Regions from separate parts of the Homo sapiens genome. Here region 1 is linked to region 2. A link is an interaction called in ENCODE POLR2A ChIA-PET data of the cell type or tissue named here. Cell type or tissue: MCF 10A. All regions are shown on one strand. Each heading gives the region's core, and the rest is flanking DNA. Links, peaks and the distances in the headings are about the cores only. Region 1 has its middle 260 kb from the start of CDH11. Region 2 has its middle 550 kb from the start of CDH11.

Region 1 (15,939 bases), core at 7,745-10,244, 290 kb before region 2:
TCTCTAGCTCACATTTTCTAGGTCTCATTGACAGATCACTTCCTTTTACCTTTTTGGATGGACACACTCTGCCTTTGGCATAAGTTATTCCTCTCAACCAGGCAATGATCATGTCATCTTGCCCAGAGAGCCAGAGATCTAAATTTTAATGAGTCAGAGAGTCATGCTTAGCTTCTTCCTCAAGAGATCAGCTCATTTACTTTATTAGTTAGTTGGAAAGCACCTGTCTGTAGTCCCAAGAACTAGTAACAAATAGCACAACCACCATACACAACTGTATTAATCTGCCTTCTATTTCTAGGCTCTTTTCATGCCCCAAGCTACCTCTTCTGAGTTCAGAGACAAAATGAGGGTGTGATCCTTCTTTCGGGCCTATGTGAGACTTTCGGGCCTATGTGAGAAACAGCGGGCTTGGATGCACCAGGTGGTGGATCTTGAAGTCTGTCTGTTGACCCATTAACACACTCATATACCAGCTTTCTTTTTAATTTAACACCTACTGCCTAGATAACATTATTATTAATCCTTCCAGATACTAAAAATAATTCTTCAGTCTCTGAATGAGATTTTCTCAGCTCAGAATTTTCTCAGGTCTTTATCTGTTAACAAAGTCAGGACAAAGGGTGTTGCGATACTTACATCTAAAGAGAGAATTGCAGAAATTACTCAATTTTCTGAGCACTGCTTCATGGCTTAGCATGCTGTCCTCTTTAAGAGTTTGCAGAAACATTTATTGTTTTAGATTTACATGAGGGATATGCCTTTGTGGAAAGGTGTTTGTTTCTTTTGCAATACGATAGATATTGTATCACTTGGATGGAATGTAAGTTTCATCTTAGGTGGCAACTCTAGTTAGTAATGGCTGCTAAATCTCTGTGTTGAGAAGGGTCCTATTTCAATTTTGGCTCAGAGAGACAGAGTCATAACTAGGATAGTGTGAAATGGATGCTGACATAAAGAGTTTCACAAATGACCGGCCTGTTCTAACAAATATAGTTCTATTAAACCATAGAACCTTTAAAAAAAAAAAGATTTTAAAAAGTATTTTGTATAATTTTTTTCATTTCTCATATCAAAAACCCAAGGTTCCAATTCTGTAATATTGAAAGTTTGAAGCAGAAACAAAATTCATGCCTACTTTTCCTCACTTTGTGTTCCCTCTGTCCTCTTGTGTCCTAAGGTTAGTGGACTAATTTGGAGTCAGACCTTAGGTCTAAGTTCACAATGATAAATTTTTCCTTAACAAGCAGCTTCTTGATGCAAGATTTTTTATGTAAAATAAGTTGATCTTATCCATCATAATAATGCTAGTAATAGTACTTACCTCCAAGAAGTGTTGCAAGGATTAAATAGGTTAATCTATGTAAAGTAACACAACAGTTCTGCCACATAAAATTTAGCTATAAAGATCATTACTAGTACTGAAAATTAAGGTTTTTTTGGTGTGTTCTTTGTTTTTTTACTACAAGTATAATATACAGGTAATTTCCACACCCCCAAATATGAATTAGCAGATCTATTCAGGCCAAAAATAAAATATTTTTTGAACAAGAAGGCAGGAACTTCCCTACCTATTTTAAAAACCTATGAGCATGTCCCATATTTTGCTAATAAGGAGAATGATGGCAGCCTGGCTTCTCACCTACACTGGTTTTAGTGGCTTGTCCTTATTTCTGCATAAATATGCTTTCTCACAGATAAAACTACCTTTAAGAATTCCTGACAAGGGATAGGACAAGAAAATGATGCAGGAGAGCTTACAGGTATTGTTACCAACAAGGTATATTGATATGATTGTTTTTCCATTATGCCTGAATCCTAAGTCCCGTACTCAGCTGTTTAATAAGTCCAATAGTGTTTACCTCCTTCATACTTTTTAATCTTCTGCCTTCTCCATCTATATTCTTGTCCGTGATTTTGAAAAATGCCTCCTTACTGACCTTCCTATTCTTCCTCCTCTCTGTCTAAGCCATGGTGCCCACGGTCTAAACATCAGGGTGATATTTCTAAGACACACACCGAACCACATCAATGCTTAAATCTTCAATTGTTTACCCTATGCTCACATTATGACATGATAAGGCTCCTGATGCCAGCTGCTGTCTGTCATTCTTGCCTCAGATATCTCCATGCACAGCTGGTGTGATCAGATATATAGAACAATTTAGGGTTTTTCAAACACTTCAAACACATGGGATGCAGGGATTGGAAGACCAGCTCTGGTTTCAGGTCTTCCACATTCTAGTATCTGAGAAAGTTTAATTACCAGAAACACTGGAGAATAATATATACCACATGTGTGTTACTCCGGGGAGTGCAATGATATAAATAAAACAGAATAGTACATCACACATCTATGATTAGTGAAAAAAAAGTATAGGCAGTAGTAGCTAATACTTGATAAGGTGTGAAAGATCTCTTCATTTTTCCTTGTCTCTCTGACCATTTAGAATTTCTAGTACTTGTTATTTTTCAGAATGTCAGTTACATGGCTGTTAAAAAAATAAGAACAAGAAAAAAAAAAAGAAGCTGGTTACTTGTTTGTGCACGTTAGCACAGAAGTACAATAGAACGTTGGATATTTTTAGATGAGGAATTTAATAGATTATTTAACACATTGCATTGGAATTTGTTGTTCTCAGCAAGTAATTAAATATGGAATAGGACATTAAGTAACCTGAATGAATGTTTGTTCGTGAGTCTACAAAAATATGGTTTCTGTATATTGTATGAATGGGAGCCTTTATAAAACCAATACACACATATGCAAATCACTCACATCAAAACATTTTATAACCTGCTTTATATTTAATTTTGCAAAAATCTTTCCCTCCCAACAAATCAGGAACTCTCACTATTTTTATCTCTGCAGTATCTACATCATCTGACATTTTTATTTGTTCACTCAGGCACTTTGAAAATGCTTGGTGAATTGATCTGTTTACTGATTATCAAAAAACCACAGAACTGGGAACAACGTGAATAAAATGGCCCTAAATCCTGAAATCCCTACATATACAAAGTATGTGTGATTAAACCAGGAATTTAGAAGTAAAAATCTCTGAGCTATTTTATTCTGGCCAGAATAATGTCCCTTGCACCCATCTTAGTGGCATACCGTTTCCATATCTTAACCTTCTTTACATGCTCACAACAAGGCATCGCTTGTCATTTTCCTCCAGAAAGCAGAAGTGCATTTTAATGGCAGAAGCAATTATAGAAAGTAAACAAATATAGTCATTATTAAACATTTATTAAGGTCCCACTGGGTAGGAGTCACTGATGCATTTAAAAAATAACTTCCTCACCATAACACTTGCACTGTAACCTCGCTTACTTTGCTTTTAATTTTTTAATGTGTATAAAAAATTATAATCGTTAAGTTTCTGCAGTTCCCGTGGTGGTCAGAGCACAGGGAAAGAAAAAGACCAAAGTAATATTCTATTAGTCTTAAGAACGGATCCTCTGTAGCGGTCATGTATATCAGGCTTCTTCTGACTTTGTGGTGATGGAATGCAAACCTGAGATATCTAGGGATTTGGAGTGGAGGCTTATATTAACTGTTTAGTGTAGGAGAGGTGGACAGTTATTGCTCCACTAGTAAAAATTCCTATTGGCATAATGAGTACAGTGTTGTTATGACCACTATATATCTAAGTACTTTCAGAAAATATCTGTTTGTGTCTGTCCTGGTCCATTGAGAGCTACACCTGCCCACTCTGTGTGGTTCTTCAGAGACTCTTGTATGCTTTTTCTTGCATGCACATTGTCTTGCATGATTTGTCTGTTGACAGAGATGGGTACAAATGGTGAATACCTGACTCAAGCAGTTTTTCCATGAAATTAGGAACAGATATGGGAATACAAGGTTGTTGTTTTTTTCCTCCTATGTCATAAATTTGAGGATATGGGTTTGTTGCTGGCAACAACCATCTTTCCAGCTATAGGAAGATGCTATACATGAAGCAGAAAAGAATCAGTCTGTTAGGTAACTAAAAGTAGGGACACAGAGAACAACAAAAGGGAAGAAAAGATGTGAGAGGGGAGAGAGGGTGGCAAAAAAGAATGAGAAGAGGATGAGGATGATATCTTTGCATCTGCTGAGTGCATATACACCTACAATCTTCCCAGTTATAGGAGTCAATAAACTAGCTTTCTTGCTTAGGCTTGACTTTGCTTTCTGTTGGTCATATCCAAGAATCTCAATGCATATAGGCTTCAAAGGTTTTAACTGACAAAAGTGTTAAGATTCTACATCATTATGATTTATCAAAAAATGCTAAAATAAGTGCCAGGTACTAAGCAACTGAGTTGAATTATATTTCTTCACCCCATGCATTGATTCTCACTACTATCATTACCATGTTATAGATGAAAACACAGAATTAAAAAATGGTGAAGTGACTTGCTGAGTGATAGACACTCAGCTATGAAGAGATAACATTGTCAAAATTAGGATTCATTTGCGTAAGAAAAACCCAAGTGTTGGGTTCAGTTCTTGAAACTCTCTGACTTACAGCAGCTACTTCCCAGTCAAGAGGATTTGCCTATTTCCTTCCCTTCTCCATGGCAGACATACATTTCTTACCTTAAAAGAGTTGGACTCGGACATATGATCTGCTTTGGCCAATGGAATGTGATTGAGCATAACATATGCCACATCGAGGAGGAGATTTTTAAATGTGTGTGTGTGTGTGTGTGCGTCTGTGTGTGTGTGTGTCTGTGTGTGTCTGTGTGTGTCTGTGTTTTGACTTGCTTCTTTCATATCTGCCTTCTTCCACGGGAAGAGTGCACACTAAACACATTCTGTTTTTGCAGCCTAAGTATTGGAATTAGAAACACAGGGAGAAGACTGGCACCCAAGCACAAACTACCTGCAGATTTATTAGTAAATGCTTGTCATGATAAGTCACTTAGATTTTTAGGGGGATATTTGTTACATGGCATTGCTTTTTTTTTTTTTTTTTCTGAGACAGCATCTTGCTCTGTCACCCAGGCTGGAGTGCAGTGCCATGATCTTGGCTCACTGCAGCCTCTGCCTCCTGGATTCAGGCAATTCTCCTGCCTCAGCCTCCCGAGTAGCTGGGACTACAGGTGCCCGCCACCACAGCTGGCTAATTTTTTGTGTTTTTAGTACCGATGGAGTTTCACCATGTTGGCCAGGATGGTCTCAATCTCCTGACCTCGTGATCTGCCTTCCTTGGCCTCCCAAAGTGCAGAAATTCCAGACATGAGCCCCCACATCCTGCCCCCATGGCATTGTTTAAGCAAAAGTTGAACCATACAAACCTGAAAAATTTTGAAAGAAACCACAGTTGGCTTCATTCAAAGTATATTTGTATGTGCCTACTTTGAGGCAGATGCTATTCTAGTTATTAAGAAATAGATCAGTGAACAACAAAAAAAGTCTGTATTCTCATGGAGTTTACATTTGTGTGTGTGTGTGTGTGTATACACTATATACACATGTATATAATCTTATATATGTATACACCCACAATCTTATATATATGCAATCTTATATCTGTAATCAAACATGCTGCAGGATGATTGTTTTCTGTAACATTTTCACAAAAGTCATCATTTAAGGTAACGTCTAAATAGAGAACTGAAGGCTATGAGGGAGCCAGTCGTGCTAACCAACGGGGGAGAAGTGTTCTAGGCAGAAAGAACAAAAATCAGTCCTGAAAGAGTCCTCAGGCTGACTGAGAGGGGAGTGTGTTCTAGAGATGGGTTCTCAGGACTTTGTGCGACCAATTTTCTTTTTCTTTTTCTTTTTTCTTTTCTTTTCTTTTTTTTTTTGAGGTGGAATCTCACCCTGTCGTCCAGGCTGGAGTGCAGTGGCACGATCTTGGCTCACTGCAACCTCGGCCGCTCGGGTTCAAGCGATTCTCCTGTCTCAGCCTCCTGGATAGCTGGGATTACAGGCACCCGCCACCATACTCAGCTAATTTTTGTATTTTTTAGTAGAGGCGGGGTTTTGCCATGTTGGCCAGGGTGGTCTTGTATTCCTGACCTCATTGATCTGCCTGCCTCTGCCTCCTACAGGTGTGAGCCACCACCTCCGGTTGTGCAACCAAATTTCTATGAGTTTTCCTTGCCTCATCAACTCTACAGATGGAAGGATTGAGGACTATAGTGTACTACTCAAAATTGTTCACAATTAAATGTGTATAATGATGAATATGGCTGTAGGATAATGACTTTAGCAAATACTTTTGTTATCTTCACTGTACTCTGAATTTCTTAGGTCATTTATGTAGGAGACTGTAGAGTAAATTAGTAGACAAATTACTTAGCAGTTCATGGCCAGGTAGATGGGGCATAGATTGTTTGATTGGTCTTGGGTCAATCTACCGTGATTACTGTTCACATGAGAAAAACGTAACAAATAGACAACCCCCTAAAAGAACATTGCTTTAATTGTTATTTCGTCATCATTTTGTGATTTATCCTTTTATGTCCTTTAGCTCACTGAAACTAATGAGATGCACTTACATGAATTATTTTTGTTTATAATCAAGTAACCAAGGCTCATTGAGACCCAGAGTCTAATCCAAGATGTCACAGTGATTGACACATGGAGTGTGTGAACCCTGGTTTTCACTAAGAATGCGCCATTAACACTTGTGTTATCAAATACAGCATCTTCTTTACTAATCCTAGTCACAGAATTCTCATTAATGATGTTTTAGTCTTTCTTTTTCACCTTTTCCCTCTTCATTGCCTTTTACTCTAATTTCTGCCCCCCCCGCCCCCCCAAAAAATTCTTCATCCTCCATTCTGTCCCTATCGATTTTATTGCAAATGAATCCCTTCCTTCTAGGCTATTTCATGACAGCTATTTAAGAACTTCATATAAGGAAGGAAAGAAACAATTTTAAAGAGTTTTTATTCTTGTGGTTTTTAAATAATACAGCTAGTAACCAGGAAACATCTCCCAGAGACTTGGCTGGGTCAAATTCCAGGGAGATTTATGTTTGCATTACTTGCTGAAGATATTCACTGGTCCTCTCTACTAGTCCCTCTCCATAGGGCTCTTCCATAGGGCTCCGTCCTGTTGGGTGTACACTTTTAATTGAGGTCAGGTTTGGTAACATGAATTGTTTTGGCTATTAAATCTAAGCAGAAGTGACATGCACCACATTTGGGCAGAAGGTTCAAGAACCATCATGAGGTTCTACTATTGCTTTTTCTCTCTACTATCAGGTAATAATATCCCAGGTAGAGGGTTAGCCTTGACTCTGGAATGAAGAAGAAGACATTTGGTGCAGAGTGGCATGCAACCACAACGTGTAGCATGAATGAGAGACAATATTCTGGTTGCAAACCATTGAGATCGGAGGGTTTTTGTTCTGCCAGCAAAACCCAGCTCATTAATACAAATAGTAAGGGCATTTTTCAGGGTCTTGCATGCTTTCTTACGCATTACATTAATATCATTTGGGCCCCATATCAATATTCTAAGCAAGTCAGATTTGTTAGTATTCCCATTTTAGATATAGAGAAGCTGAAGCTTACATGGATTACTAAAAACAAAAAATATTCTCATTCAGGAAATGGAAAAAATAGTCTTAGTGAAGTTCTCTTGATTCCTCTTTTATCTCTCTGTCCTTAATCATATCCTGCTACAAAAATGAGCTAAGTCCAGGCAGTTCCTGGACTCTTTGGAAGCTACATTAAACCATTTGGGATACTAAGTGCACTTACTATGAGAAAGACATGAATTATTGAACATTATCCGAGTGACCTGGAAAGTTCATGCAAAGGGCTTTTCTTATACCATGCTGCAATTTATGCACCCAAGAGGCCGCCTTTCAAAGTAGTGTTAGGCATGGTGCATCTTGTGTTGCAGAAATGGAAAGGGTTCCTTTCAGCTGTCAGCCCAGTGACAAATGGGACCAGCTGTGTCAAAAGCTGGGGAGTGGAGGGCAGTTCAGCAAATTCCTATTTACAGAGAAACAGCAGAGTCAGAGAGATGATAGAAGTGGGCCCTGAACTGAGTCAAACAGGGACAAGCCCAGTTTTGGGTGGAGGAACATTTGAGAATAGGGTACTGGGAAATAGAGAAAAACCAAGCTGGGGTGGGACAGAGAAATGTACTACCAAGGAAATTGAGAGGTATCTATTCCAAATCTAGAGTACAGGGACCAGAGATTGTAATCACCAACCCCACAGACATGATTATGACTCTTTAAGCTTAAATTTGATGGTAAGAAAATTGGACTGAGTATTTGGATTTAAGATGTTTTAGTTAAGCTATAATTCTGCTTTTTGCTTTTTATAAAAGCTAATTTTTTTTACTGTCTTAATGTTACCTCAGACAACCACTTCTCTTTTGCTCTCTGAAATGAGATACTATATGAATTCTTGCCAGAAATATCAAGTTAATGCCCAAGCCAGCTCTATGTTCTGATTTATCTTCCACGTTGACTCAGAGTAACAGAGCCATACATTAAGGAACAAAGCTCGCTGCTGGGGTATTTATAACCTTGTCTTTTAAAACATTTGGCAGACGTTCAGACCCTCCATATGTTCACAGTATTAAACTTCACCATAAAAGGAATGGAAGAGTTACATTTGAAGAAAGCTGGTATTGTATGGTCTGAAAGTCTGGCAGTTTAAAAAAAAATAATCAAGTCCAACTTGAAATAACAGACGCTCTGTGATCCTGCTGAAAGTTTAAATCCCAAACAACAGAGTCCTGCTCTCCCTAACACTGAAGATGTCATATTTCAGGAGCATTTTCAGTGACTCAGAGTAGACACATTGAGCTTCTGAGCCTGGTTTAATAAGGATACATTCCTGAGTGATGAGGACTAGAAAGAAAAGCTATGGGGTGAGAGCACAACAGTCCAGCCCCAGTGTGCACTACTACTTCCCTCCAACATCATGAAAGCCTTGCAGGAATAGGGAAGTCTTCTAGCGGGTCAAGCTCCTTCCAGTGGGTACACAAGCAAATCTACGGGGATATGGGCTGGACATGCTGGAACCTATATTTATATTCATGGATATACATGGAATTTACATCCATTTATCCAAAAATATGTTTTTTTTCTGATGTTTAGTCATTAATTGAAACTGGCACCATTAGTCTATCCATGTTTAAGTGAGTTGCAGATCTTGAACAATCTTTGATGCATCCTCGAAAAAGGCGAAAGTTCCCTAGCTCACTAGTTTAACAATCATTCTACTGCTTTTGCTGTGAAGTCCTGATGTTTAGAGCTGCTCAGTTAAGTGAATTTATGGATTATATAATGTGAGTTTGATTAAATTAACTAATTTAAAAAGAAGTGAATTTTATAAATACATGGAAAGAGAATATGGATCGAAAGTAATACTAATAAGACATGCAAAATGGAGCCGTAGACAAGAAAAGAAACTGCTCTTTCTGAGTATGAGCCTTCATCAGCCACAATTCAAGTTAACGTAACAACCACCTAGGCTGAATTATAATGAATTAGATAAACTCCAAAATGGACTAATTGCAATGTAGTACTCTGAATTGGATTCCGGAACAGAAAAAGGGCATTGGTGGAAAAACTAGTGAAATCCAAATAAAATTTATAGTTTAGTGAGTAGTATTGCATGGATGTTAATTTCATAGTTTCAACAAATGGTTACATAAGTATTTAACATTAATGGGAACTGGGTGATGGCTATACAGGAACAGTCTACGCTATCTTTTAAACTTTTTCATAAACTTAAAATTATTTCAAAAATAAAAAGCTTATTAAAAGAATTTAAGGTGAATTGAGAACAAATAATTATAGAATAAACTGAAAATCCTGGCAATGAAGAAAAAAATGCCAATTAACTATAAAAAAAACTTGAGATGATAATGGAAGAAAGCCACTTTAAAGACATATTTTCATTTCCTACATCCATAATAAACCTTATCCTAAGTATATAGTTATTAATTCATGAAGAAATAAAAATAACTTCTTTTTGAAAGAAACATGCTATGGAGAAAAGATTTTGCGAATGTTTCCATTGCTGTATGATTTTCTTGCTAAAAATGATTTACCTTACCTAAAGATGTATTAATGCACAAAATAATTTAAAATAAATAGGGGTTCATAATTTAAGAAAAAATAGAGTTTAGCTCTCATTGATTTATAGACCTGGACAATTCTGTTTATTGAAATAGGATTCACTCTTCTAAGGAAGCATTATGATTTGGTGATGAGGAGGAGAAAAGGCCAATTGAATCAGTATGAAATGTAACTGACTGCATTACCAGCTCTTTCTTCATTAAGCAAGTAACTTTTCCTCCAAACCTTGTTTTAAAATTATGATTGTCCACAATATCACTGAGTTGCCGCATTGTTTTTAGGAACTTTTCTCAAAATTTGGAAAAAGGTGTTATGACTAAGACATGTTCATAGTACTATAACTATATCTAGGAATTCATTGCAGGGGATAACCAGATATCCACCCTTTTATAATAAGGGTATTTATAATAGCATAGTTTACAATACCAGAAAAAATGTGGAAGTGACTTAAATGCCCCCAAAATAAGTGATGATCCATCAATTTGACTGAATATTATTTAATCCTTATAATCTGGTTCCAAATATTCTATAAAGAAGTGGAAACATATTCAGCACCTTTTTTTCTTCAAAATTACTAATGTGTCTATACAAGGTGAATTTAGTACATGAAAACTAACAAACAAAAAACCTACCTGAACGTGAACTTCTCCTAAGCCAGAATTTTCTCATTCATAAAATGGAGATAAATGTATACTGTTATACTGCCGTCTCATAGGCTATTGTGAGAACTGTACGAGGTTAATGCCTGCAAAGTGCTTAGAAGGGCAGTCTGGCCCAGCCTTTTGCCCATAACAAATGCATGTTGAGTGAAGATAATGATAATAGCCTTTTGAAAACCTCAGTGGAGTCTGAACTCATAAATGGATTATGGGTATGTTATTTCAGCTTAAAAACTATCGCTGGTCAGTACTTTCAGGAAAGACTTGCTTTTAAAGTGGATAAGGCATCCCCAAGATTTAGGTGATTCTTCCCATGAGGTACTTCAAAAACAATGCCTGCCACTGAAACCCTACACCAAAATGTCTGCCACTTGGGTGCACCTAGTTCAAGTTCCCCCAGAGCCACCTGACTCTGGCAAGTTGAGCTGCATTTGTGGAGAGAATTAAAGAGTAAAATTATTTCTTCCCCTATTTTCACGTAGCCTTCTGTCATCTCTCTCACCTCCTCCTTCCTTCCCTTGCCTCTTTCTCCTTCTTCTTCTCATCCTAATTACAAGTGCCCTATGTCTGTCTTGTCATCTCTCTCTTGGTCTGTTATAGTAACATTCGTGTTTATATCCTATGTCTAGTCTATTTATGCTCCAGTCACTGTCAAGCCTCTCTACTTACTGTCAAATGCCTCTTCCAAATTCAAATCTGAGAACTTCAGTTCTTGTTTGAAAAACTTTTTTTGGTTTCCTATTTTTCTCAGAGTTAAATTGATCGGCACAGCATAAACATTTATCTATCACTGAGGGCCAGGTGCAGTGGCTCATGCCTGTAATCTCAGCACTTTGGGACGCTGAGGCAGGTGGATAACTTGAGGTCAGGAGTTTGAGACCAGCCTGGCCTACATGGCGAAATGCTGTCTCAACTAAAAATACAAAAATTAGCTGAATATGGCGACATACACTATAATCCCAGCTACTCGGGAGGCTGAGGCATGAGAATTGCTTGAGCCTGGGAGGCAGAAGTTGCAATGAGCCAAGATTCCACCACTGCACTCCAGACCTGGGTGGCAGAGTGAGAGTTTTTCAAAACAAACAAAAAAATCCCTCTCGTTTAACTTCAACATGCTTCTCAGATGCATTTCAAACCAACCTTGCCAGCTGACATTTTGCTATTCTAGCACAGAAAAACTTGCTCTTTTTTTTTTTTTTTTTCTTGAGACAGAATCTCACTCTGTCACTCAGGCTGCAATGCAGTGACATGATCTTGGCTCACTGCAACCTCCGCCTCCCGGGTTAAAGTGATTCTCCAGCCTCAACCTCCTGAGTAGCTGGGATTACAGGTATGCATTACCATGCTTGGCTAATTTTTACATTTTTTTAGTAGAGATGGGGTTTCACCATGTTGGCCAGGCTGGTCTCGAACTCCTGACCTTGTCAAGTGATCTGCCCGCCTCAGCCTCCCAAAATGCTGGGATTACAGGCATGAGTCACAGAGCCGGGCCTTTTTTTCTTTTTCTTTTTTTTTTTTTTCTAAGTCTCTTGGCTGAAGAACATGGTGATCCTGTCTCTGGAAAATATTAACCCTGTTTGCCTACCTGGTTGACCTCTTGTTTCATCTTCTATTGCAGAGATGTGTTCTCCTCCAGGAATCTTTCTTTCTCCTTATCTAGAAAGATGATTTTTCTTTCCTTTTTACCATGACTGCACTTTGCATTATCTTATTACGTGGTCTTACAAGTGATTGCTTTACGTGTGTCTCCAGCCCTGGATTGTGAGCCTCTTGAAGCGTTCACTATTATTTATCTATAGCTTCTGGCTAAGGGTATTTCATACAGAGTAGGCCCACAGTAAATGGTTGATGATTTGATCAACCAATACTTTTTGAATGTCTACTATCTTTTGAAGAATCTTACCATTAAAATGCATAAGAAGTACCTCTAGGCCAGATTCAGTGGCACACACCTGTAATCCCAGCATTTTGTGAGGCTAAGATGGGCGGATTGCTTAAGCACAGGAGTTTGAGACCAGCACGGGAAACACGGCGAGACCCTCTCTCTACAAAAAATGCAAAAATTATCTGGGCATGGTGGTGCATGCCTGTAGTCCCAATTACTAAGGAGGCTGAAGTGGGAGGATTGCTTGAATCTGGGAGTTGGAGGTTACAGTGAACCATGCTTGCACCACTGCACTACAGCCTGGGTGACAGAGTGAGAACCTGTCTCTCTAGAAGGTCCCAGATAAAATGCAAATAAGTTACTTAAGTAGCACTTACCATATTAGTGAGGCATATCTATCAAGTTAGAATTTTATTTGTGAGTTTACCTATGGAATATAGATGTATTACTGGTACAGATAGATTCAGATATTTAAAAAGTCATCAAAACTTTCTTTTGTGTTTTCTCTGATTGACTTCATTCTTAGGTGAACCCTCCCTGTATATTGGCACATTGGAACAATGGGCCTTACAAACTTATATCCTCCTAGATAGCAAGCCCTGAGAAAGTCCTCACTGTCTGACAAATAATGAATACAAAAATGATAGGTGTGATTCTTAGTTGGTCAAACTTGGGCATGTATAAATCCCTAAATGAATCAATGTCCTACTCTGATTTACTAGGCTGGGGTCAAACACAAATACAATTTATGGAATGAGAGAAGAGGGGTGGTTTTCTAAAGATATTTTAATATTAAAATAGAAGAGAGAGAAACAGACAGTCATTATATTGGACAAACAAAACAATAGTTTCACATCACAGAGAGGTTAACAAAAAAAGAAAAAAAGAAAAGGAAGGAAAGAAAGAAAGAGAAAGAAAGAAAGAAAGAAAAAAGAAAGAAAAGAAATTCTTTTAACACTATAAATTCATAAAAGGTTTTCTTTTTTCTATCTGTCAAAACCCTTCACATGCCATCTCAACTATAATTTGTTTTGTGAAGTTTTATCCCAAATTCCTGGGAAGAGCATGTCATTTTTACCTCTGTGTTTCCTAGCTCTTTGAATGTACTTCCATTTTTTCAAATGCCATTTTGTACTGCAATTGTTTGCTTACCACATCTTCTCCAATGCACTGTACCTTTCTCAAGGGAGGACCACTCAGTATCTTCTTCTTGTGTGTCCTCACATTGAACACATAGGAAACATCTTTAGAAATGTTTACTGATTGCAGGCAGGGCTATAAAAGAAGATGCAAACTGAGAGAAAGGGTAGGAACAGTTCAAGACATAAGATATCCAGGAACTTTCTGTCTACCTCATGAGATTGAGGCCATTAATAGAGAAAATGGATGCCCACTATCTCCTACTACCCCACAGTTTTACAGTATAGAATGCAGACTGGGTGTGGTGGCTCACGCCTATAATCCCACCACTTTGGGAGGCCGAGGCAGCAGGATCAGCTGAGGTCAGGAGTTTGAGACCAGCCTGACCAACATGGAGAAACCCCTTCTCTACTAAAAATACAAAATTATCTGGGCATGGTGGCACATGCCTGTAATCCCGGCTACTCGGGAGGCTGAGGCAGGAGAATCACTTGAACCCGGGAGGCGGAGGCTGCGGTGAGCAGAGGTCATGCCATTGCACTCCAGCCTGGGCAACAAGAGTGAGACTCCATCTAAAAAAAAAAAAAAAAAACAATGCACTGGCTATAATTCAGACAAATAAGATCAAATCTTATTGATGGAAACTCTTATTGGCCAGGGAAGCTATTTAAATTTTCACAGCCTCCAGTCCATCACATGTAAAATAGGGATTAAAACATCCATAAACAGAGCAACTTAAAAATAAAACTTAAAAGTATATTTGAAAGGAAACAGTGTCAGGCCTTCGATCTGTGTTAGTTTTGCTTGCCTTCCATGCATCTTCTTTACCTCATTACCCTTTATTTAGTGACATCTGTCCCTTGAAAGCCCCTTTAAAAATATGCAGCCAAATGCTAGGCTAACTTCTTTTCTAAGCCAGGCTATAATTTCATTACATTGTTTTATTTGAATTCTCTATTTTGACTTTCTGAGCATCCCTGTGATTTGCTTCTGATGCAGTAACAGCATTCTTTTGTTTGTTCAACCTGTAAATTTGAAAATTTCTCCTGAACCTGTCTTCTCAGCAGGTTTCCTCCACTTTGCTGGAAACAGAAGTTGGTGACTGTTCTGAGTGCAGAATGCTGGAATGAAATTAGACACCAGTCCATGCAGATATCTCAGACATGGGAAGAGTTTGGGTAATGATGCACCCAGGGAATATGTACCACCCACTATATTGCTAGAATTACTGCAGATGACAGAAACCCACATCTAGACAGTAACAGACAAAAATGAGCTCTATGGGCTAACGTGATTTTTAAAATTCAGTGTGATAAAACCATTTTATTTCTTTTTTGTTCCCAACACCTCTCTTCTTCCTTTCTTATTCCCCTCCATCCTTTGCCTCTTTTATTAGCTTTGTTTATTCAGAATGCCTGTATGAGTAGAAAAAAAATATAAATGGAGTTGGTAGCTCCTTGCTTTCAATATTCTTGCAGCTTTTTAATCTCAGGAAGAGAACTCCCTCTTCTTCTCCTCTCCCTCATTCCTGCTCCCCTTTTTCTCCCTGTCTCCCACTTCTCTCAGCTTTCTGTATTAAATCTTATAGAAGAGCTATGATTGGCCTTGCTTGGGTCAATGTCTGCCCCTAGATCAATTCTGTTGCATACAGAAGGAAGGAATGAAGTGACATGATTGACCAGGCCTGGGTCAATGGCCTTTCTTTGCTGCCAAAGGCTCTATGACAGACAGATCTATTGGAATTCCATGGCATGAGGGAGGACACTGGAGAGAGACATTTATCAGACGTCCACTTACCAATGAGAAAGCTCAGTGTCCTTGGTGAGGTCACCATACTCATGGGGATTTTTGCATAACTGTGTTAAGCAATTCAGACCTCTGACAATTTGAGATCTTTCGAGACATTCTTCTACTCCAACACAATCCAGCAGCAGTCATGGGATGGATCTCTTCATGAGAAGGGTGGCTTTGCCTAAGATAATGCTATAAGGAAGCCTGAGACTTCATAAAAAAATCTTAGTTATTATTATTATTATTATTTTTGAGACAGAGTTTTGCTCTTGTTGCCCAGGTTGGAGTGCAATGGCACAATCTTGGCTTACCGCAACCTCCACCTCCTGGGTTCAAGCAATTCTCCTGCCTCAGCCTTCTGAGTAGCTGGGATTACGGGCATGTGCCCCCACGCACGGCTAATTTTGTA
Region 2 (15,939 bases), core at 4,468-6,967:
CTATTCTGTGATTTGGAACCTATTAAAAAGTATATTAAACGTAAATATTCTAGGAATCATTTTGGTGGCAGAAGAATATTTTAGACACAGCTAATTGAGAGCACAAATCATCCCACTTAAAACTGTGTTAAGTCTAACAAAATTGTAAATTAAATTGAGAACGAACCTGTGCTTTTCGGATCATCATTCTTCAAAAGAGATAAAGTTGGATAAGGACTCAATTTTTAAGGGAAGTTTTGGAAGTAACCAAAAGAACAAAATATCAAAACTTTATGGATGGACATTTCCTCATGGCAGAATTCTAATTCAAACCCACTAGAAATTAGACAATGTTGTTTGTTAGGCTAAAGGGTTGTATTTTTAATAATCTGGATATTTAATACCTTTTTATTCTCTCGGGTTCTCTAGAGGCAAGCCCTGACAGATACATGCACTTGATGGGGTGGTGGTCAGTTCTAGAGAGAGGAGCTAGAACCTCACCTTCTGCCTGTACAGCACTAGCACAGCTGGTTGATAAACAGGACCCCGGTGACTCTCAAATGTAAACCCTATCCCCTACTTCTCCCCTAAGTTCCAGGTTCATATATCTAATTGCCTGGTTTCTTGTTTCTTATCTACTAGAAATCTCAATATGGCCAAAGAGAAGGGTTCATCCTTTTCCAAATTCCAGCCCTCTCCCAACATTCTCTGTTTCAAAAAATGACATCATTACTCACCCAGTTGCTCAGGACCCAAACTGACAATATATGATTGTTTCCTCTGTTTTATTCACATCTCATATCCAAAACATCAGTAAACCCACTTGAAAATTTTATGTCAGATTTGACCAGTTCTCACCATTGCCTCTGTAATTGCTGGAGTCTTTGGTTACTTTCTCTCTATTCTTGCCTCATTTACAAAATAACTAGAAAGATCAGATAACTCCTTGCAACCCCAAAGTGAGCCCAAAATGCATACTCATTGCAAAATAATTACAAAATACAGTACTCCAAATTCTTACCAAGGTGTAGCAAAGATTTACTTGATGCTGATCAATCCCTTACCCTCTTTAGAAACATCTTGCTATTATTGTAATTTTACTTCTCCATTTACACTTCAGAGTCAAGTAACATCATAAAGCCATATTGTATTTTAATTGAAATGTCACTGAATTTGTGGGATTAATTCTGTAAAATAGAGACCTTTATGCTATAAACTTCCTGTCCATGTACATAGTATTATTTTCTCAATTATTCAGGTCTTTTGAAACATCTCCTAATACAATGTTATACATTCATCTATAGAGGTATTATACCTTTTTGCTATATTTATTTTCCATTTGATACCCCCTGGTACTGTCATAAATTCTGTCTTATAGTTGTATTTTGTAATCATTTCTGGCTCTTTGATAGAAATTCAACCACTTTCAGTATGTTAATATGATGCCCACCTACCCTATCCACGTTTCCTATTACTTTTTACAATTACTCTGAATATCTCTTGTAGTCCCTACATAAATAATCATATCTTCTGTAAATAATTATAGTGAAATGGCTGTTGTTGTCTGGGGTAGATATCGTGGTTCTTGGTCTCAGTTGAGAAAGAATTCAGGACACGGACATACATGAAGAGTGGGTTTAGGAGCAGAAAGTTTAAAAAAAGAAAGAAGAATATATACAGAAAAAGCTTCCTCATGCTGAGACAGTGGGTTGCCCAAAAGAGGGTCTCCGGTTTGCAGCAGAATGCAATCGGTTTTGTACAGAGGCTTGAGGAGGAGGTAATTGATTTACATAGGGCCCAGGAGATTGGTTTGACCAGGTGCGCCATTTACATAGCCCGTGAAAAGACTGGCTCTCGAACCCTTGTCTTTTATTATGCAAATATGGCTTCAACCTGGCTGGTTGCCATGATGCCAGTACATGTGGTTTTACCTGGAGGGTGTCATGACACCTGTACACGTGGTGACAAGGAAAAGAAGGCGGGAGATGCCACATTGATGGTACCTGGCTTCCAGGTACAGCTACTGCCATTCACATATAAAAGCTTCTAGTCTGCATATCTATACCTGACACTTCAGGCTGCTTTTTGTTAGAGAAGAAATGGTTTGGGGGCTGCTTTTTATTAAAGGAAATTTCCACAGAGTACTTTCACCCTTTCTGGCTGCCTAAAAATAATTTCTTAATAACCCCTGTACTAAAAGTTTCATGTTTTTTTTCCCAACCTCAAACATCTAGTTTTTTTTACTTTAACTACTGATAAATGGTAAATACAAGTATTATACTGGCACCCTGACTCATTTCCAATTTTATAGGCAATATTCCTAATACTTTTTTGTTTGAGATTACACTTAATCTTCATATTTCTTTTTTTATTTCTTTATCAGATTAAGGAAGCTCAATTCTTCCTTTACCAAGCGGTTTGCTTTGTCTGCCACTCCTCCCCTACTAATAATAAATTAATTTTATCAGGCACTTTTTCTCTATATCATTTGAAAATAAATTATTGTTATTTTTTCTAATATGTTAATATTGTGAATATATGAATTATTCAAATATTAATTATTCATGCTCCAAGATCAGTTTGTTTATCCATTCAATGAAATGTACTAAAATTTTGTGACCTAGAACATTATAGTGCTTTTAAAACATGCTTATAAATTCTTTGACACTTCACTTGTAAGTGTACCTTGGCAGGCCTTTGTGACTACCTTGGAGAATAGAACATAAAGGGCATAGTCTTTGTGACTTTCAAGATTACGTCATAATCATCAATACAACTTCTGACTGCCTCTGTTTGTCTCTGTGGACACAAACCTTTGGAACTTGAGCTATCAGGAAAGGAGTCCAGCTATTCTGAGCCTCCATGATAGAAATACAACATGGCAAGATTACATGGAGATAGAGATGCTTATAGAGTCATTATTGTTCCGGCTTACAGTTGTTGAATTTTCCCAATGCAAGTGCCACAAATGCTAAAGAGTAAGCCTTTATATGGTTCCAGCCCTAGGTACCAACTATAGCATCATGAGAGATAATAATAATAAAAGTATTGTTCTTTTAACCTTTGAAGTTGAGTGATTTAATATCCAGTGATAGATAATTGGGGGGAAAGTTACCATTTTTTTTTTGGTTAATATTTCAAGGAAACATGAGAACTTGAGAAATTGAAAGCACTACTATGTTCATATTATTAAACTTATTGATTGCATTGTTCAGAATATTTGTTACATTATGATATTTACATATTGTACATTTGTCTGAAGTTCATTTTATATGATATTAATAAAGTTACAAGTATTCTTTGCTATGATTTCCCTGTTTTTCTTATTTATTTATTTAATATATATTGTATATCAATATTTTTTCCTAATATCTTTCTCTTTTAACTTCTGAGTTTAGTCCATTTATACTCATTGTACATTCCTTAGTCCATTTATATTCAATTATTAATAATTTGAAACAAACTTATTACTTCAATATGTAAAATTTTTTCTTACTTAATTTTATCACATGTAAATGGATATTCACACTCTCTACTAATAAGAAAATAATTTTATAACAATGTAAGATTTCATGTTATACTCACATTCTCAACTCTCATTGTGATGACATCTTTGAGACCAGAAATTAGGAAACCAATAGCCTGTGTCAACCCTGGACTGCTGTAAGTTTTTGTAAAGGCTTATCAAAATAGCTATGATAATTTATTTAAAAATTGTCTATGATTACTTTCTTGTTACTGTGGCAGAGGTTGAGTAGTTTCAACAAAGACACTATAGTTGTTTTTAAAAACTGTTTATTTTAATAGATGAATAAAAGTTGTATATAGTCTATATGCTTGTTAAAACTTAAATATTTATCATCTGACTCTTCCTACAAAAAAAATTACTAATTTATTTTCTAGTCTATTTATTAAAGATACAGTTTCCCCCATGTGTGTTGGTTTATAAACTTTATTCAGTTATTTGAGCATCTTCAGTTCATATATCTCTGGCAGCATTTTTTAAATTTCTGTGTTATCTTAATTTAGTATTTTATAAAATATTTTTGACAGTTGCAATCTGATATTTGAATTTGGGTCTCTCTGCCCTAATCTCATGTCAAATTGTAATCCCCAGTATTGGGAGAGGGGCTTGGTGGGAGGTGATTGATCACAGGTGTGGATATCCCCTTTGGTGCTGTTTTCCTGATAGTGAGTTATGAGGTCGGGTTTGTAAAAGTGTGTAGCACCTCCCCCCAACTCTTTTTTCCTTTTTCTCTAGCCATGTAAGATGTGTCGCTTCCCCTTGGCCTTCCATCATGATTGAAAGTTCCCTGAGGCCTCCTCAGCTATACTTCCTATAACAGCCTGCAGAACTATCAGCCAATTAAAACTTTTTTTCTTTATAAATTACCCAGTCTTAGGTATTTCTTTATAGCAGTGCAAGAATGAACTAATACACAGTCTTCATGTGACAAGACTTCTGAGGCTTTATCTGGCTGTAAATATTTTTAACATGACTTCAATTGCAAGACCATGTGGCTTAACACATTCCTTCTTTTCCTTTAATTTGTTGAAAATAATTATCTGTTGATTTATTGTGTTCAATATTGTTATAAATTATTTTAGCCTTAATCTTACTGTTTTGCATGTGATATTTTTCTCTATAAAAAATTTTAACATGTGCATAATTTTTTTTAATATTCTTGAATTTCACGCTGAAGTATGTCTACGTGTGGGCATTTTCCTTATCACTTCCTTGGTTTTTGACAAGACATTTCAATCGGAGTTGCCTTTTATTTCTTAAGTATTAGTACTCTAAAAATGTAATTCAATTATTTATTTAAATGTTTCTTTTTCTTCATTTTAATTTTCCTCCATGCTTTTTTTTCTGTGAATCACATTCTTTGGATGAGAAAGTTTATATTTCTGTTTCTGTAGCTCTAAGTTTTCTTTTAATATATTCTTCACATTTTCTTTTGGAGAGATTTTGCGGAAGATATTCTCTCAAATTAATACATTTTGGCTGGGCTCAGTGGCTTATGCCTGTCATCCCAGCACTTTAGGAGGCTGAGACAGGTGTATCACTTGAGGTCAGGAGTTTAAGGTCAGCCTAGCCAATATGGTGAAACCCTGTCTCTACTAAAAATACAAAAAAAAAAAAAAAAAAATAGCCATGCCTGGTGGCACATGCCTATAATTTCAGCTACTTGGGAGGCTGAGATAGGAGAATCACTTGAACCCTGTAGGCAGAGGTCGCAGTGAGCTGAGATCTCACCACTGTACTCCAGCTTGGGTGACAGAGCTAGACTCCATCTCAAAAAAAGAAAAATTAACACATATTTTGGCCTCGCCTTTTTCTGAGACATTTCTCAGAAGATATTCCCTCAATTCAACATATGTTTTTAATATTTTGATCTATGATATTACATTTTTACATGTAAGATTTATCTTTTAATGTTTTTCTGTCCTTGCCTCATATTACTAACATCTAAAATTTTTAATTTAACATAGTTGAATATTTTTATCCATACGCTCTACTATTTTTATATTGACGAAATATTTAATTCAGAATGTTTATTTGCTTTTAAAATGGTTATTGTTCTAAATGTCTTGTTTTTGAGTATGCATTCATTTTCCTTAAGGAGTTTCATCTGTTTCGCGAGGTAATATTTATAAGGAAAACCAAAAAATACTGGATCAAGAAAGTCCCAAGTACTTAATGGGTTTGTAAGAGATGCCCTTTATGATAAAGAGCTTTAAGCACTAAGAAACTGCCATTATAAATTACCCCTCAAAGAACTACTCCCCTTCACTTCCCATCCCCCACTCCACCCATGAGGTAGCTGGGAGAGGAAACACTGTGTTGGACCTTGCCCTGTAATGTCCCGTACTGAAGAATTGGGAGCGTGGTTCTGAAAAGTAACAGGGCAAGGCTAATTAGTTCCTGCGTGTTTTCCTGGCTCCTCACGTTAATGGAGCTCAGCTGCTCTGACTTCATTATTTCTGAGCCCTCATCACCATCCCTTTAATATCCATATTTCTATCAATAGTTTATTGAAGTCAGCCTAGGCTTTTTATGTGTGATATGCCAAAACTCTTTCAACCTCTGTCAATTATCCTGCCCTAAAGTCACTTCTGCACATTTATGTATTTGTTGCAGCAGCACTGTACTTTTTGGTACCAACATGTGTATTAGTTTGCTAGGGCTGCCATGCCACAAGAACGCGAACTGTATAGATTGAACAAGTATCTCACAGGTCTGGGGGCTAAAATGTCTGAAATGTAGGTTTGAGCAGGGCTGGCTCCTTCAGAGGGCTGCAAAGGAAGGATCTGTTCCAGGCCTCTATCCTTAACTGGTAGATGGCCACCTTCAGGCTCACACGGTCATCTTTTTGTACCTATATTTGTGTCTCTGTTTTCAAATGTCTCATTTTTATAAGGATAACAGTCATGTTGGATTAGAGTACATCCTAATGACCTCATTTAAATGTTGTTACTTCTGTAAACTTCCTATTTCCAAATAAAGTAACTTTCTAAAGTACTAGAGGTTAGGATTTCATGAAATAAGTATTGAAAAGGCACAATTCAACCCATAACATACTACAATATGTAGGATAGAAAAAATGTGAATGGCTCTGTAAGTATCTACCTTTGACCCATCTGGTCTCGATTGTTAAGTTTGATGTTCTCAAGACTAATACATGTTACAAAGGTAGAAATACTATCTAGAGATAACTCCATTCAAATTTATCTTAAATCATGGAAAATATTTGTTTCAGGCACTATGCATAATAGTGTAGTTTTATCTATTTGATATTAGAAGTACCACTTGTATTCTGATTCAACACTCCCCTTAGCCTATATGTCCATGGTTGGGCAACAGCATCATATTCATCTTACAGCTCCTTAATGACTTTGGGTAAGGACATCTTCACACACTTTAGTCTGTGGAACTCAGGCTTTATCACATGCTGTTTAGTATATACACCTTTGGAATTATGAAATATACCTGAGCCTTCTAAATTACTCCCTACCTCTAATAATGATGAGGGCTGGATTATTTCATCTACAAGCCCATGACCATAATTTTTTTTACCATTGGATCACCCCATAAGAACATCAATAACTTTAATTCTTAGTTAATTTCTCATTTTTATTTCTAAAAAAAACCCTTTTCCTTCACTTTATTTCCTTTCTAATTCCATTTCAGAATTTCAGTTAGGTATAAAGTGTGCATAACTGCTGGAGTTGACTCCATCAAATACTGAAACCGGTGGTCTCACGAATACCAGAACAAAAAGCAAGCATATGTGAAATCAGAGCCTCACCTAGAAATTCAGTGTGTGACTGCCTTGGCTATGCATCATCAAAGTGTAGATTGGAAACATCTTTAAAAGCATTGAAGTAAAACAGAATGCAATGATATTAGCTAATTTTGTCACCATCAAAAGGCACTTGAGATGTGACTCTGCCACTCTTGTCAGGGAATAGATGAAATGTCGATCATACTATCCAAATCAGTGCCACTTATGGTACTACAGAAGAAAATGTTATCTCTGGGGGTGAATAGAATTTTCTTGAAATGAAAAGAAAACTGCTAAGGTTAGAATATTGACAAGAGAAATTCTGATTTCCATTAATGTTTCTTTTTCCCTGACTCTTAAAACATAACAAATTTTTTATTAAATTTTCTCAACTTCTGTATAAATCCAACCTAAAGCCAATATGTTCATAGTACTGTATTAAGACTTGGGATGTAACAATTAATGTAACTGTTTGCATTAAAATAAAAAAGTCAGATATACAAAAATTCTATGTTATTGTTTAAACAAAATAAATTTTCCTTTAAGTGAGAGTATTAAATTGGAGTACTACTGTTGTCAAGGATTGCAGAATAGTAATCTCCCTGGTATTTGAATAAGCATTTTAACTTCAGATAGTTGATTGGAAATTATAATTGAATTTGAACTGTAGTATTAGCTAATGACAAAGTTTATGATGCAGATATACTGTCATCCATTAAAAATATTTTGCATTGTAAAAGATCGAAAACATAAAGGCTTACTTGACAAATGTTCATTCAGAAGCATATGTTTTCAATAATGTGAACTTTTTACAGCAAAGTGTATGCTAATCATGTTTTTTTATAGAATTTAAAATAGTTTAACAGCATTTTGAGACAAATGACTTACAAAAATCTGTTGCTACCATGTTTAAATCATCTCATTAAAAAAAACAGGTCAAAATATACTGAATAGCCTTTTTCTTCTGGTGAAATATGGCAACTTAAGATAGCTTTCTCAATATTTTTATGTGTAAAATAGGAAAAAATAATGATATATATTTGAGGGGCTAGGGATAAAGAGTAAATTAATTAATATGTATGAGACAGTTATCTAGAATATAGTATGCACCTAATAAAAAATAATGTGTTTTGTCATTTATTTTCTAAAAATTAAAATGCCATCTTCTAAAATTAATTTATTCAAATTTCCAGACAAGATTTCTTTTTAATAAATCATGCTGCAATACTCAACCACATAGGACACTGTGTGTGTATGTGTGTGTGTGTGTGTGTGTGTGTGTATGTATGTATGTTGTGGTGTGTATATACTGTGTGGGAGTGGGTGTGATATGATGTATGTATGTGTATGTTTTAAATGTTAGTAGAAAGAAGTTGATTCATTAAAGTAAATCACTGTCCAGGTTTGATACAAACTTATAGGTTGGATTTAGAATAAGACCTTTGTAAACAATATTTACTATGTTGAGTCCACAAGAAATCATGAGAACCAAAGGCAGATTTTAAAAGGTAGAGTCAAAAAGCAAACAGTAAATAGAGAATGGGTCAGCATCAGAGATGCAAAGAAACAGAAAGGCGTCAAAAAGCTAAGGCAAGGACAATAATATAAAGTAAAAATTAGTCTAAAACCTATCTTGGGTTGAGTTCCTCAAAAAACAAATGCTGTGGCCGGGAGCAGTGGCTCAAGCCTGTAATCCCAGCACTTTGGGAGGCCGAGGTGGGCGGATCACAAGGTCAGGAGATCGAGACTGTCCTGGCTAACATGGTGAAATCCCATCTTTACCAAAAATACACACAAAAAATTAGCTGGGCGTAGTGGAGGGCACCTGTAGTCCCAGCTACTTGGAGGCTGAGGCCGGGGAATGGCATGAACCCGGGCAGGGGAGCTTGCAGTGAGCCAAGAGGGGAGTGAAGGAAGCTGGATTGGCAAGAGGGAGAATTGATCTGTGATACAGTTGCAACAAGGGTTGCAGCCTTTCCCACTACTGGCATGACCCTTCCGAGTGGGACCACATGAAGACAAGCAAAGACAGCCTTTATACTTCCTTACAATTGACCAGTCATTGGGTACAGGCTGCCCATCAAAAGGGGCCATGGCCTTGGATAAGGCAATTGTCTTCAGCTGAGCTCAATTTTAGGAGTGGCACCAATACAGAAGATGGGGGAATGAGCACCTCAGATTTGAAATGGGGATGGGTGGGCATGCAACAACATCCACTGCACCATGAAGACAAATTTTGAAGCATAATTTTGTTAGCCTCTGGTTTTGAGGAGAGAAGGGAATTGCAACGAGAAGTCAGGAAAAGAGTTGGAAGATCAGATAAAATTATACTCAATATATATTTTTCAGTTTTCTTCATAAAAGTAAAATTTGACCAAATAATGTGGAAATGGCCGGGATTCAGAAACTCCCTTTTTTGATTATAGAATCATACAATATTATCAGTATTATGAGTGGAATTTGTCAATGAAGACGTATTAATTAAACTGCTTTGAATTATATTTCTTGTGTGCACAGCTGTTTCCAATTACACGATTATAGCTTACAATGCCAACAATAGAAATCATGTTTTTTTAGCACCCATGGGAGAATACAGCATACTATAGAACTATAAAAATAAGACCTAATACGGCAAGAGGATGGGAAGCACAATGAGGACTACAGACCAATCATTGAGGGAATTCATGCAGAACTATGCCCTCTGGCATGATGCTTATTGTAAATGGTATGACTTGTCTCAGAGCTCTCTTTTTGTCAAGCAGATCTTTAAATTAACGATGGGTCAACTTTAGAAGCATTCAATTACAGAGTAGTCAACATAGATATGTCTTTCCTTATAATATTGGCCCACAGCTTTCAAATAAGGTGTCCCAAGATCACTAATTATGTCACATATAAAGTTCAGTGGAGCACCATCACTCTTGCTTTCAATCATTCTTCCTTGGTCTTATAGACTTAGAGCCAAGGAGAATAACTTGCAGCCCATAAACCAGAAGAGCTCAAGATTTAGCCCTCAGGCCTTGCACTCAGACACATTTGAGTTTAAATCCAAGGTTTTTTTGTTTTTGTTTTAACATAGTCACTATGATTTTTAACAGTTAGATAAGGAAATAAAATAATATGCATCAAAAATTCATTAGTAGAGATATTGCTTCAGCCTATTAATTGGTAAGCTACCATTTATTGGAAACTTCCTATGTGACGGAACTGTTCTATTTATATATTTATTAACTAATGCAATACTCAAGTCACATTCATGCAGCCAGTACTATTATTATGCCCATTTTATAGATGAATAATTAAGGCTTAAAGAGATTATGTAAATTACACAAAGTGACTCTGCTACTATGTGGCAGGGCCAGGATTATCAATTAGTAATACTTAATAATAACTGATGGTAATGACAAACAAATGTTAGATGCTGTGTTCATTCATCTATAGTACTGCTAATTCTACTTCTGCTACCATCACTGCCATTACCAGTAGTACATAGTGTTAAGGTACTAAGAGAAAGTACAATCTGGCTATAGAATTATTTTATTATGTCTACTTCTGGTTGAAATGTTGGTTCCTTATGGTGACATTTAGCTAAAAATTGTCTACTTTGTGATTTTTTCAGGTTTAAGTTATTTGCATATTTGCCATACAATTTTGCAACTTAAAATCTCCAATATATTACTTATAGAAAGTATTACTCTATCCACTGTAGATGTGAAAAAGACTGAAGCACAATGGCAGGAAAATAAATAGGCAGCATCTGAAATTTGAGGTGTAGAAGGACTGAAATTAAAGCTCTGAGCTCTGAGCTGAGATTTTGTCCACTGAGTTTATTATGAAGGACAAGAGAATTAACAATCTTAAGTCTCTCTCTTTCTCTCTGTCTCTCTTTCTCTGAATCAGATGGGCAGATTTCCACCCCATTTGGACAGTGTATTTGTGATGGTATGACTAAAATATAGGCTATGTGGAGTAAACATTTCACCTTTAGAGCCTTGTGTGCTCCCCTTTTGATAAGTTGTCATGCACAAGAATAGCTAAATCTCAGGAAAAAGAGGGATCACATGATTGACAATGTACAGTCATCAAAGAAAGCACAGAGCCATATAAAATATGGGATCCAGTTTGAACCACAAGACCAGCCACTTCTAAAAACATACTCTGACTTGCCATTCAGCTGCTTCTCACACAGCCAACTCTAGGTAATGGGTTCCAGGGTGAACAGCTATCGGAAATCAATACTCAACAATGGTTAACAATTCTCTCCATCAACAAATAGAAAATAAATTACAATGGGCATTTCATCAAACCAATTTTCTCCAGTTCAGTTCAAAACATAATTTGCTGATCCAGAGTAACTTAGTTTGGCTAAGTCAATTTTTAGGATAAAGGGAAGTAAAGGAAAAAGGAGAAGGCATTTTTGAAGGTAAACTCAATGTGTTGGGAAGAGAAGAGCTCTGGATCTGGAAGCCAGACTTGCTATTTTGAATGATGCTGCTGGAACTCAATTCCTCATGCTACTTTGGTCAAATCGCTTCAATTATTTAGCATGTCTTCTTTTTGTGTAAATTAAAGAGCTTGAATGTAGCAGCCAATGCATGGATCTCTTCACAAGTGAATACCAAAGACGTTTTCAAATTGTATACTTGCGTTGCACCCAATACCCTGTGAAGAAATGATCTAGTCATCTGTAGAGTTTTCTGAACCTGACTTATTCACCCACCAACTTCATGATTTTTGTACATTGATGTAAACTATCTTTTACTTATTTTTTTCTTTATATGGGTTCATAAGTGTATTTATATTTCATTAAAATCAAATTAAGTCAGCATTATAATTAGTATGCAAGGTCAAAATTGACTTAAGCAGAAACATAACTATAAAACCATAAATTCCACAAAAGCAAAACATTATTGTTAAACTCAAGTTAGATTACTTGTTTAGAGATGTGAGCCTAAAATTTATTCTTCCTTCGTATTATATAAAATAAGGGAATATCAAAATGGTTAAAAAGTTACTATTACAAGCATATTAAGATTTTTTGTGGGCTAGTTAGTGGCAAATTAAAAGGAAAAAAAGACAAAAGTTTCACTGATACAATTTTGTTTAAAACAATGTCTGTTTAGATACCACCAAAAACAGTCTCAAGTCCTAGTGATACGTGTACTAAATGTGAAAAAATCTGCATTTCATTATCCAGGAGATGTCTGTCAAATGTTCTATCAGGAAAAAGAGTAAACTCACTTGAATCACAACTAAGCTATGCCTTCAAGGAACTTACGAACTATGAAGTAGAGAAGAAGAAACACATCAGTAACTACAGAGCCAGAATGAAACTATTAAGTACCCTTGGAGCAAAAGGGCGAAATCCTCATCCAACCAGATGGGGCTGTCTTGTCTTTTCTTTCTTTTTTTTTTTTTTGTGAACACTATAGTGGGTCATAGGACCTCTCAAGTAGCTATTATTGCTTTCTGGAAGTACACTACAATAATTTATTTTCAGAACAAGAAAAGTTCACTTTTTCCAAATTAATTTTCAGTGTCTTCAGTTCTGAGAATGTCTTCTCATCGTCACCATTCCAATGCCTTCTACCTTGTATAAATTATTACTACCTGGTATTTTCTTACCTCCTTATTCAGAAATGTTCTTATTTTTTTCACTATCAGGCTGTTCATTCCAAAGAGAATCACCCTGTCTGATTTGTTCTCACTGGGTCAATCATGTGCTGGAGCTGGCTTGTATGAGCTCATGAGAGCGAACTGTTAAACTTTTGGGAATTTTGTGTGCTGGCTGACATCACACCAGTAGATTAAAATCAGTCATTTTAGGTGGTATTAAGCTACAAGCATCAACAAAAGCTACAAATATGTTTTTCCTGGAGAACTGTTTGTTAAACACTTACCAGCACACCACTTGCTGTGTCTCAGTGTCTAGAAACGTGATTGCAACGTGGAAAGGCCCAAACAATGTTGATTGGATAAGTGAATGCATGTGTGAATAGTTTTCATCTGGAATTGTAGTAAGCTGACTACCCTTAGAAAGCCTCATGGACGTTTCCTAAGGAGAGGCAAACAGGCTGATCAGTCGATTTATCTATCATCTAGATATCTATATCTATCTAACATACAAAAGTATTAACCAGTGTTAGTCAATTTTTCTAAGGGCTTGAATAGACAATATCATTCAGCAATATTGCGACAATGTTTCATATTGACATAGACAATGTCATTCAGCAATATCGCAACAATATTTCATATTGATGGTCTGACTGTTCAATACACTTGCATGTTAAAGAAAATCTTTTGACACATTCACCAGCCCTAGTGGGTTCGGGTGTGTGTGTGTGTGTGTGTGTGTGTGTGTGTTTAACTTACTTCTTGTCTATAAACAGTACGCCATCAATTGCTTTAGGATTTGAAAATGTTCACTAATTGGGAAACAGACTTAATCACTGCATATTGAGGGGAGCCATATTCAGAAGAGAGTTTGTCACTTAACAAGTACAAGCTAAAGATAAATATCATATATGTATTGCAGCTTATAAATAGATATCTAGCATAATGTTCAAACACAGCAATATTTGAATCATTGAGTATGAGTTAAAAATCAATTATGTGGCTTGGGACAAATTACTTAAACCCTACATTTCAGATTTCTCATCTATAAATTTGGAAAATATTACACACCTTACTGCCAATTTTAATAATTAAATAATTATGAAGTGTTTGGCCAAGTACTTATAATATATTAACATATTAGTCAATTTCTCCAAAGAAGCAGAATGAATAGGATGTATATGTATAAAGAGAAAGAGATTTATTATAAGATATTGGCTAACATAATGTAGATGCTGTAAAGTCCCAAGATAGGCAGTCAGTAAGCTGGAGGGCCAGGAAATCTGATGGTATAGTTCAGTCTGAGTTCAAAAGGCTGAGAACCAGGAAAAACATTGGCATGGTTCCAGTCCAAAGATGGGCAGATTCAACACCCAGAAAGAGACAATGGTTCAGTTTGAGTCTGAAGGCAGGAAAACAAATAAACAACAACAACAAAACAGCAAAAAAACCCCACAGATGTCCCAGCTGAAAGGTAGTCAGGCAGAGGAGTTCCTTCTTACTAGTGATGAAGGTCGGTCTTTTTGTTATATTGAAGTTTTTGACTAATTGGATGAGGTCCACTGCGTTAGAGGGGTTAATCTTCTTTACTTAGTCTACTGACTCAAATGTTCTTCTTATCCAGAGTTACTCTCACAGACACATTCAATGTCTAACCAAATATATGAGCACCTCATGGCCCAGTCAACTGACACATAAAACTAACCATCACAGTTCAGTTTCCAATATATGTTATTACACAAACTATTAGTGTTTATTATTATTAACATTATTAATATAAGGTACAAAACAATATGCTGGGCATTTTCACATATGATATCTCTTGCTGATTTTATTCTTTCACATATAGTATCTCTATTAAGTTTCAAAAAGTGCTGCAATAGAATCTTATCACACTACCATCAGCACTAACTTAAAAAATAAATAAAATAAAAATTCTTTAGAAATCTGTGTTAGTCTGCTCTTGCACTACTATGAACAATTATCAAGACTTGGTAATTTATGTAGAAATGAGGTTTAATTTACTCACAATTCTGCATGGCTGGGAAGACCTCTGGAACTTACAATCATGGCAGAAGTTGAAGGGAAAGAAAGGCAAATTCTTCACAGGGCAACAGGAAGAAGAAGTGCCAAAGCAAAGGGGGAAAAGCCCCTTATAAAACCATCAGATTTCATGGGAACTCACTGTCACAAGAACAGCATGGGGGTAATCGCCCCCATGATTCAATTAGCTCCCACCTCTTCCCTCCCGTGACACATGGGGATTAAGGGAACTGCAATTCAAGATGAGATTTGGGTAGGGACACAGCCAAACCATATCATTCCACCCTGGTCCCTCCCAAATCTCATGTCCTCACATTTGAAAACACAATCATGCCTTTCCAACAGTTCCCCAAAGTCTTAGCTCATTCCAGCATTAATCCAAATGTCCAAGTCCAACATTTCTAATGAGACAAGACTAGTCACTTCTGCCTATGAGCCTGTAAAATCAAAAGCAAGTTAGTTACTTCCTAGGTACAATGGGGTTACAGGCATTGGGTAAATACACCCATTCCAAATGGGAAAAACTGGCCAAAACAAATGGGCTACAGGCTCCATGCAAGTCTGAAATCCAATGGGGCAGTCACTAAACCCTAAAGTTCCAAAATCATCTCCTTTGACTCCATGTCTCACACCCAGGTCATGCTGATGCAAGAGGAGGGCTCCCATGGCCTTGGGCAGCTCTGCACCTGTGGGTTTGCAGGGGGAGCCACCCTCCCAGCTGTTTTCATGGGCTGGTGTTTAGTGTTTGTGTTGAACATCTCCATCCTCTACAAAGTCCATGGGTTAAGATTTATTTTTCAAATAGTTACAGTATGTGTGGCTTTTCCACACCCACAGTGCAAGCTGAGGATGGATCTACCATTCTGGGGTCTGGAGGATGGTGACTCACTTCCCATAGATCCACTAGGCAGTGCCCCAGTGGGGACTCTGTGTGGGAGCTCTGACCCCACATTTTCCTTCCTCACTGACCTAGCAGAGGGTCACCATGAGGGCTCCGCACCCTGTAGCAGACTTCTGC

Evidence for each region. Peaks named below come from ENCODE experiments on the same cell type or tissue, not always from the same donor. Only the 100,000 strongest peaks of a DNase experiment are listed, where the experiment ranks them.
Region 1: POLR2A ChIA-PET joins it to region 2 with 5 read pairs; 2 of 35 experiments call an interaction of 5 or more read pairs at or near these places.

The regions. Positions count from the first base shown.
Region 1 is chr16:64,857,243-64,873,181 of GRCh38, reverse strand. No RefSeq gene overlaps it. Among named protein-coding and RNA genes, the nearest start is that of CDH11, 260 kb to the left of the region's middle. In MCF 10A, for the core only: no CTCF peak of the experiment used is centred there; a DNase peak (open chromatin) is centred at 8,771.
Region 2 is chr16:64,566,697-64,582,635 of GRCh38, reverse strand. No RefSeq gene overlaps it. Among named protein-coding and RNA genes, the nearest start is that of CDH11, 550 kb to the left of the region's middle. In MCF 10A, for the core only: no CTCF peak of the experiment used is centred there; no DNase peak of the experiment used is centred there.